Linked DNA regions of Homo sapiens: all the other regions are linked to region 3. Evidence: chromatin loops called from intact Hi-C (ENCODE). Cell type or tissue: endothelial cell of umbilical vein. All regions are shown on one strand.

Region 1 (2,500 bases), 310 kb after region 3:
GGGGTGGTGACACAGCCAGGTCTAATGGAACTAGGGTCGCAGAGGAGGAAGCAGAGACTGGGGATTTTCCAGTCTCTCTGCCTTAGGAAGAGGCCGGAAAATGAGTAACTTTCTCAGCCCACCCCTCATCCCTTCCTCCGGTAGTAGGAGCAGCTCTAAAGTCCTCCCCAACCCCCGAATTCTCCCTGGTGGTGACCCACCTGCCTGCTCTCCGCAGTCGGGCCCCGCCCCACACGTGCTGGAGAAGGAGGAGGAAGGACCCAGCTTAAATGTTGGGGGTGGAGGAGGAGGAAAACCAAGTCGGAGCCTCCAGGAGCCAAACTTCTCGGCAGCCCGGAGGGGCGGGGGCGGAGAGGATGAAGAGAAAGCGCAGCAGCCGACAGCCCTGATTCTCGGGAGCCTCCCACCCCGCCTCCCACGGCGAGGAGGGCGCGGAGACTCCGCTGGGGGCGGAGGACGAGACCGGGAGGCGGGGAGGGGGGAGGCAAACCCTGCCCACTCGGCTCGGAGCCCGGAGCGGCCGCGGAAGCCGGAGGCCGGCGCGCAGGGCGAGGGCACCGGGGGCGGGGGGCTCCGCTCCCCGTCTGACCCCTCTTGCCCCCGGCCAGTCAGCCAGTAAGTGCGGCTCCTCAGACTTTCGAGACAGCGAACGGACCGACCGGGACTGCCAGCCGCTCCGGGTCAAGGACTCGCCCCACCCGTGCCCCCCACCAGGCGCTCCCAACTCACTGGTGAGCGCGGCGGCCCGGGCGCTGGATGCGGGGGCGGCCGCGATGGCCCCGCGCGCGGGACAGCCGGGGCTCCAGGGGCTGCTGCTCGTGGCGGCGGCGCTGAGCCAGCCCGCGGCACCCTGCCCCTTCCAGTGCTACTGCTTCGGCGGCCCCAAGCTGCTGCTGCGCTGCGCGTCGGGAGCCGAGCTCCGCCAGCCTCCGCGGGACGTGCCGCCCGACGCGCGCAACCTCACCATCGTAGGCGCCAACCTGACGGTGCTGCGCGCGGCCGCCTTCGCCGGCGGGGACGGGGACGGCGACCAGGCGGCGGGCGTGCGCCTGCCGCTCCTGAGCGCGCTGCGCCTCACGCACAACCACATCGAGGTGGTGGAGGACGGCGCCTTCGACGGGCTGCCCAGCCTGGCGGCGCTCGACCTCAGCCACAACCCGCTGCGCGCCCTGGGCGGCGGCGCCTTCCGCGGGCTGCCCGCGCTGCGCTCGCTGCAGCTCAACCACGCGCTGGTGCGCGGCGGCCCCGCGCTGCTGGCCGCGCTGGACGCTGCGCTGGCACCGCTGGCCGAGCTTCGCCTGCTGGGCCTAGCGGGCAACGCGCTGAGCCGTCTGCCGCCAGCCGCCCTGCGCCTGGCGCGCCTGGAGCAGCTGGACGTGCGCCTCAACGCGCTGGCCGGCCTGGACCCCGACGAGCTGCGCGCGCTGGAGCGCGATGGCGGCCTCCCCGGGCCGCGCCTGCTGCTCGCCGACAACCCCCTGCGCTGCGGCTGTGCCGCACGCCCCCTGCTGGCCTGGCTGCGCAACGCCACGGAGCGCGTGCCCGACTCGCGGCGCCTGCGCTGCGCCGCCCCGCGGGCGCTGCTAGACCGGCCGCTACTGGACCTGGACGGGGCGCGGCTTCGCTGCGCGGACAGCGGCGCCGACGCTCGCGGAGAGGAGGCGGAGGCCGCCGGCCCGGAGCTGGAAGCCTCCTACGTGTTCTTCGGGCTGGTGCTGGCACTCATCGGCCTCATCTTCCTCATGGTGCTCTACCTAAACCGCCGCGGCATCCAGCGCTGGATGCGCAACCTGCGCGAGGCGTGCCGGGACCAGATGGAGGGCTACCACTACCGCTACGAGCAGGACGCCGACCCGCGCCGCGCGCCCGCGCCCGCCGCGCCCGCGGGCTCCCGCGCCACCTCCCCGGGCTCGGGGCTCTGAGCGGCGCCCCCGGGCTCGGGGCTTCCCTTGCCTGGCCCGAAGCCGTGGAGATGAGACACCCGCGAGCCCCGAGCTCTGAGACCTTCCCCTGACTCGGAGGCGCTAAGCCGTACCCTCTCGTTCCCGCCTCCGAGAGCTCCCACCGTCAAAGACCCAGAGATAGCCGGTCCGAATCCAGAAACCCCGCCTGCCCACCCTAGTTTCCGAAACCTCCCTCCTGAACCACTGAAAGTCCGTTCCCCGTCTCGGAGCTCACACAGAGAATCTGTCCTTCAAGGCCAAAGCTCTGAGACTTGCCCCCAGCACCCTGTGCTTGGAGCTCCGACACCCGAGACTGCACTGACCTCCCTCGCCAGCTCGGAGCCCTCAGTCCCCTCCGGGGCTTGAGGGCCCTTCCATCCCATTCTGGACTCGAAGCACAGCACCCCCATCAGAATGGTTTTGTGGATTTTGAGCCCTTTGTCCCATCCCAGAGCTCAGAGCCCTCCATCCTGCATGGAGGCCCAACCCTGGGGCTCTGAGGATTGGGCACCCTCCCCTCATCTAAGAATATATTTCATACCCCTGCCCCCCCTTCA
Region 2 (2,500 bases), 280 kb after region 3:
GAGGTGAGGAGGGCACAGTTTCTGTGGGCTGGGACTGTCCACAGGGGGCTTCCTAGAAAAGGAAAAGTCAAACAAGGGCTTTGATAGTTAAACAGGGGAGAGGGAATCCGTTTGTTCTTGTGGCAGGTGGCGCAATATAAAATTGCACTTGTCAGGCCCCCTGAGCCCTTGGGCTCGGAGAGAGGCAGGGCCAGGCCAGGCCACAGAGCAGAGTCCAGGACAGGGCGATGAAGATGGCCAGGCCTCTGCTCCCACCCAGGGCTCCTCTGCAGAGCCTCTCCCCCTCCTCCAGGGAAGAGCCACAGCAGAGGTCAATGTCTCCCTGAGGCCTCAGTATCTCTGATTTCACAATGAGTGATGACTGCTGACGTCCATGCCCTGGCCTGGCAGCTCTTGAGTTCAAGGGTCCCCATTCTTTCCCCAGGTTCATCGGCCTCCAGTTCTTCTTCAAAACAGGTTCTGTGATCTGCTTCGCCTTAGTTTTGGCTGTCCTGAGGCAGCAGGACAAAGAGGCAAGGACCAAAGAGAGCAGATCCAGCCCTGCCGTAGAGCAGCAATTGCTAGTGTCGGGGCCAGGGAAGAAGCCAGAGGATTCCCGAGTGTGAGCTGTCTTGGGGCCCCACCTGGCCAAGAGTAGCAGCCACAGCAGTACCTCCTCTGAGTCCTTTGCCCAAGATTGGGTGTCAAGAGCCCTGTGTTCCATTCTGGCTCCTCCACTAAATTGCTGTGTGACTTCAGGCAAGACATTGATCCTCTCTCAGCCTTTGCTTGCTAGTCTGAACCAAAGAGTTGTTTGGGCATTTGCTGTGTTGGCCATTTCTGGAGCAAGAGGGTCTTCTTCCTCCTTCCCCCAGCCAGCCAGCTGTCCTGGGGCCAGGCTTTCCTGGGTGGAAAGAAGTATACCTTTCCCTGGGGCCCTAGGATAGCAAAGTGAGCCATAGTGGGCCAGGCTGCCCTCCATGCTGGGCCCCAGCCCAGGTCTGCACTCGCCTGGATCACCTTCTTTGAGCCTTAGCCATCTCCTGTCAGGTAGGAATGAACTTGCCAGCCTTCAGGCTCGTTCAGCTATGACCATCTGTGCGGTCAGGGTACACTCAGCTCTCCTCCCCAACTCCAGCAGCCTTTAAGAAGTGTCCCTTTGGCGCCCCCTGGAGGCAGAGCACTGAGCTGGACCCTGGGTAGACTCCCACAGGGAGGACGGAGCTGGCCTCAGGAGTGGGACACCCAGACTTGGCAGGGCCTTCAAGAGGCCTGTGTGGGGGCCCCAGGAATCCTTAGCTGAAGCGGGGAGACTCACTCTCCATCTCAGGAAATTCTAGCCCTTGCCCTCAGGGAGCCACGGTTGAGGGTGAGGCCCAACACCTGCCTTAGGGCCCTGGGTGGGCAAGTCTGGGCCCTGGGGTAGGGAGGGAGACTCAGGCCCACACTTGGGTATTTTCTAATTTCAGACAAACACACACTCAGCGCGCACTCACTGATTCCTACACATTGCCAAGATTTCACACATGTGACCAGGGGCCACCAAAGTCCCTGTGACCTTTGTGACTAGGATCCTAATTTCTCTATTTTCTCCTGGGTGCCTGGGTCTGTGTCACCTGGGGCAGTGTGGATAATGTTTAGTTCTGTGACACTGTTTTTTGGGGGTGGCACCTGGTTCTCCGATGCCTGGGCTGGTGTCAGGCCCAGGACTGTAGTGCTGGGAGCAGTAAAGCTCAGCTCTGTGTAATGAGTGATGCTATGGCTTGCTCGTGTCTTATGATCCAATCCTTTTCTACATCAGCCCTTGTTTTGTTTTATGGCTAGTCTTATCTGGCCTGGTTATTTCCTTGCGGGGAGGAGAGGGTTTGCTAATCTGCTCCCAGCCCAACCTATTACCACCCCACCTCGCTGGGACCTACTGCTCGGGAGGCAGCAGACAGGGAGCCACCAGCAGTGGCTTCCTGGCCCTGTGCTGGGGGTGGGGGGAAGCTGGGGGCACATGTGGCCCTTGCCTTCTGAGCAGCTCCCAGTGCCAGGGCTTTGAGACTTTCCCACATGATAAAAGAAAAGGGAGGTACAGAAGTTCCAATTCCCTTTTTATTTTGCTGGTTGGTATCTGTAAATGTTTAATAAATATCTGAGCATGTATCTATCAACGCCAAGAATTTCAAAGTCTCCTTCAACAATATGAGGCTTTTAGGATGTTTATATTCCTTCATCCCTCTTGTTTCCCAGGTTTTGCAGGGAAAAAAAGTCTGGAATTATAGATACAGCTTATTATTAAATTTGTTCTTGCATAATGTCTCTTCTATTACAAAAATTCTTTCTTCATAAACTGCATTAGAGGTTTGCAACAACCACATCATTTCCATTAACTTAGATTTAGGTTTTACTGGATTCATTGCTCACCATTATTGCTTGTATATTACATCTTTTCCAATCTTTATATTCTGGTCTAATTTTTGTTTGAGTGTCTTCGTCTACTAATGGTTTCAAAAATGGAATAAGGTCATGAGGATTT
Region 3 (2,500 bases):
GTGTTACTATAGAATAATTTCCTGGAAGTAAAGCTACTAGATTAAAGGCAATGACTACTTTAAATTTTAAGAAACATTACCAAATTACCTCCAAGATGCTACACCAATGACTATACTTCCACAGTTCAATGCAAGAGTATCCATCTCCCTACCAATGCTGGCTGTCATCAGCCCTTTTCACTCCTGCCAATATTTGACAGGCAGAAAACAGTATCTTGATCCACTGTAATTATTAGTGAGGTTGAACACCTTTTCATATACCTATTGGCCTTTGTATTTCCAGCCCAAGCTCCTGACAGACCACCCTGTCTCCTAAAGGGCAGGGACCTCATCATATGCTTCTTTGAAAACAATCTTCAAACTCAATGCAACAAAACTGAACTTATCCTATTTCCCTCTGACTTGCCTTTTCTCTAATGTGCCCTATCTCAATGAAATGCCCCTTGATTCCTCCCTCTCCCTACATCCCTATCAGTCTATCAACTACCAAGTCCTGTGGTTTCTACTCCTCCTAAATCTCTGTCTGTCTCTCTCTCTCTCAATCCTCTGCACCCTTCTTGTCACAATCCTGGCTCAGGCCTCATCTCCCCTCCCCTGAAAACCTGAAATAATCTCCCAGGTTTCCTGGCCTCCACCTTCTTCTTCTCTTATAATCCACTCTCCTCACAGCTGCCACTGAGCTTCTCTATTTAAAACCCTTCCAAGACTCTCTTTTGCCTGCAGCATTAAGTCCAATTCACTCCCGGTCCTTGATAATCCAGTCGCTGCCAATCTGTCTAGTTTCAATTGTCCCCCACATGCTTCCCTTGCAAGCATACAAAACCTCTTCAGTCTTCCTGATCAGACAATGCCATTCCACATCTGCTCCAGCAGCCGGAAATGCCTTCTTACCTTCTAGTTCCTGAATCACTCCTATTCATTTTTCTGGTCTCAGCTTAGGTGCTCCTCTTCTCAGTTCCTCCTGACACTCTGGCCTGGCTTGAAGTCCCACGTATATGCTTGCATAGTATTTCCTGATTCTCTCTTTCACTGCTCTCCCCTCATCCTGACCTAACTATCTGTATCTGAGTCCATCTCTCTCACCAAACCATGAGCTCACCAGAGCAGGACTGTATGCACTCATTTCTAAAAGCCAAGTATTCACACAGTCCTAATATCCAGCAGGGGTCGCTGTGGACTTGCTGAATAAGAAGGCTTTATGCTCCTACAGGAGTACTTTACAGGCTTAGAAACATTTTTATACACCCATCTCATATGAGCCTGCAAGGTATCCTGCAAGGGGAGGAAAAAAAGAAGGGAATTATCTCCATTGACAGATAGAGAAGTAGAAGATCACAGAAAAATGTTCTAAGTAGGTAGCGCCAGAGCAGGACTGGAATCGAGGTCTTTGTGCTCTCCAGCACCCAGCCTATTGTACTCCAAAAAAGAGATGTGTGGCCAATCATAGATGGTTGGACAGACAAATCCTAACACACGTGAATGGCTGTGCTGGCTAAGAGGAGGAAGAGAGCTTTCAAGAAAGAAAAAGCTTACCTAGAGGCAGCAGGTTTTCTGAGGCATTGATATAAATCACAGAATGAAAATGCTTGAAGTCATTTTCCTTGGCCTGTAGGAAAGCATTTCAGAAAAAAAAAAAAATCCACAAGATTAGTTCCCTGCCTAGAAGCCTTGCTGAAGCTTCAGGGCCACTGTCAGAAGAAACAAAGACCTAAAGGAATAAGGGACATCCCTAGCACAGGAGCAGACACTTGAGTGCTGTAAGGGTTTTCCTGCTTTTTTTCCACTATGAAACATTTCAAATGTACAGAAAAGTATACGGAATGACACTCTGAAGACCCATATAACCACTATCCAGAGGTAAGTATTTAATACAGCTGAATATTTTGCTGTCTTTGCTTTAAATAAATTTCCTTAAAGAAAATATTATATAGGGTGAACCACCACCATTACCACCCCTGTCCATGTATCCCCTCACTAATCCCATAACAGCTATCCTGAATTGGAGACTATCATTCCCATACTCAATAGTTTTTGTGTGTTTGTTTGTTTGTTTTTGAGACAGGGTCTCACTTCCATTGCCCAGATTGGAGTGCAGTGACACAATCTTGGCTCACTGCAGCCTCAACTTCCCCAGCTCGGGTGATCCTTCCACCTCAGCCTCTTGAGTATCTAGGACTGCAGGCACACGCCACCAAGACTGGCTAATTTTTTTGTATTTTTAGCTGAGATGGGGTTTTGCCATGATGCCCAGGCTGGTCTCGAACTGCTGCGCTCAAGTAATCCGCCTGCCTCAGCCTCCCAAAGTGCTAGGATTACAGGCGTGAGCCACTGCACCCAGCTCCCATATCTTTTTTTATGCTTATACGTGTGTGTGTGTGTGTGTGTATCAACTATATATAATGCTAGATACAGGTAGTAAAACTTTACGTTAAATGCAACAATATTTTAGGTATCATTCTGCAACCTGCCTTTTCACTCAACACTGTTTTTGAGAATTACC

What was found. A loop is a pair of places that touch in the nucleus more often than their neighbours do. Peaks named below come from ENCODE experiments on the same cell type or tissue, not always from the same donor. Only the 100,000 strongest peaks of a DNase experiment are listed, where the experiment ranks them.
Region 1: it touches region 3 in a loop (9-fold over the local background); 91 of 110 quality-filtered maps call a loop at or near these places.
Region 2: it touches region 3 in a loop (8-fold over the local background); 24 of 110 quality-filtered maps call a loop at or near these places.

Annotation. Positions count from the first base shown.
Region 1 is chr11:75,240,277-75,242,776 of GRCh38, forward strand. TPBGL (trophoblast glycoprotein like) reads left to right here and starts at 498. Exons shown (of 1, transcript NM_001195528.2): 1 at 498-2,500. The coding sequence starts at 774. The coding sequence ends at 1,922. RefSeq lists silencers at 1,404-1,653, 1,784-1,863. In endothelial cell of umbilical vein, a CTCF peak has its summit at 1,525 (motif pointing left); a DNase peak (open chromatin) is centred at 1,535; H3K4me3 peaks cover 1,034 bases; H3K27me3 peaks cover 881 bases.
Region 2 is chr11:75,203,976-75,206,475 of GRCh38, forward strand. SLCO2B1 (solute carrier organic anion transporter family member 2B1) reads left to right here. Exons shown (of 14, transcript NM_007256.5): 14 at 425-2,500. The coding sequence ends at 605. It overlaps TPBGL-AS1 (TPBGL antisense RNA 1), which reads right to left. Exons shown (of 6, transcript XR_950308.4): 6 at 2,063-2,500. Among named protein-coding and RNA genes, the nearest start is that of TPBGL-AS1, 20 kb to the right of the region's middle. In endothelial cell of umbilical vein, a CTCF peak has its summit at 1,163 (motif pointing left); a DNase peak (open chromatin) is centred at 1,126.
Region 3 is chr11:74,928,767-74,931,266 of GRCh38, forward strand. XRRA1 (X-ray radiation resistance associated 1) reads right to left here. Exons shown (of 19, transcript NM_001378157.1): 6 at 1,534-1,606. It overlaps LOC107984352 (a long non-coding RNA gene), which reads left to right and starts at 2,355. Exons shown (of 3, transcript XR_001748295.2): 1 at 2,355-2,500. In endothelial cell of umbilical vein, a CTCF peak has its summit at 1,148 (motif pointing right); a DNase peak (open chromatin) is centred at 1,155; H3K27ac peaks cover 701 bases.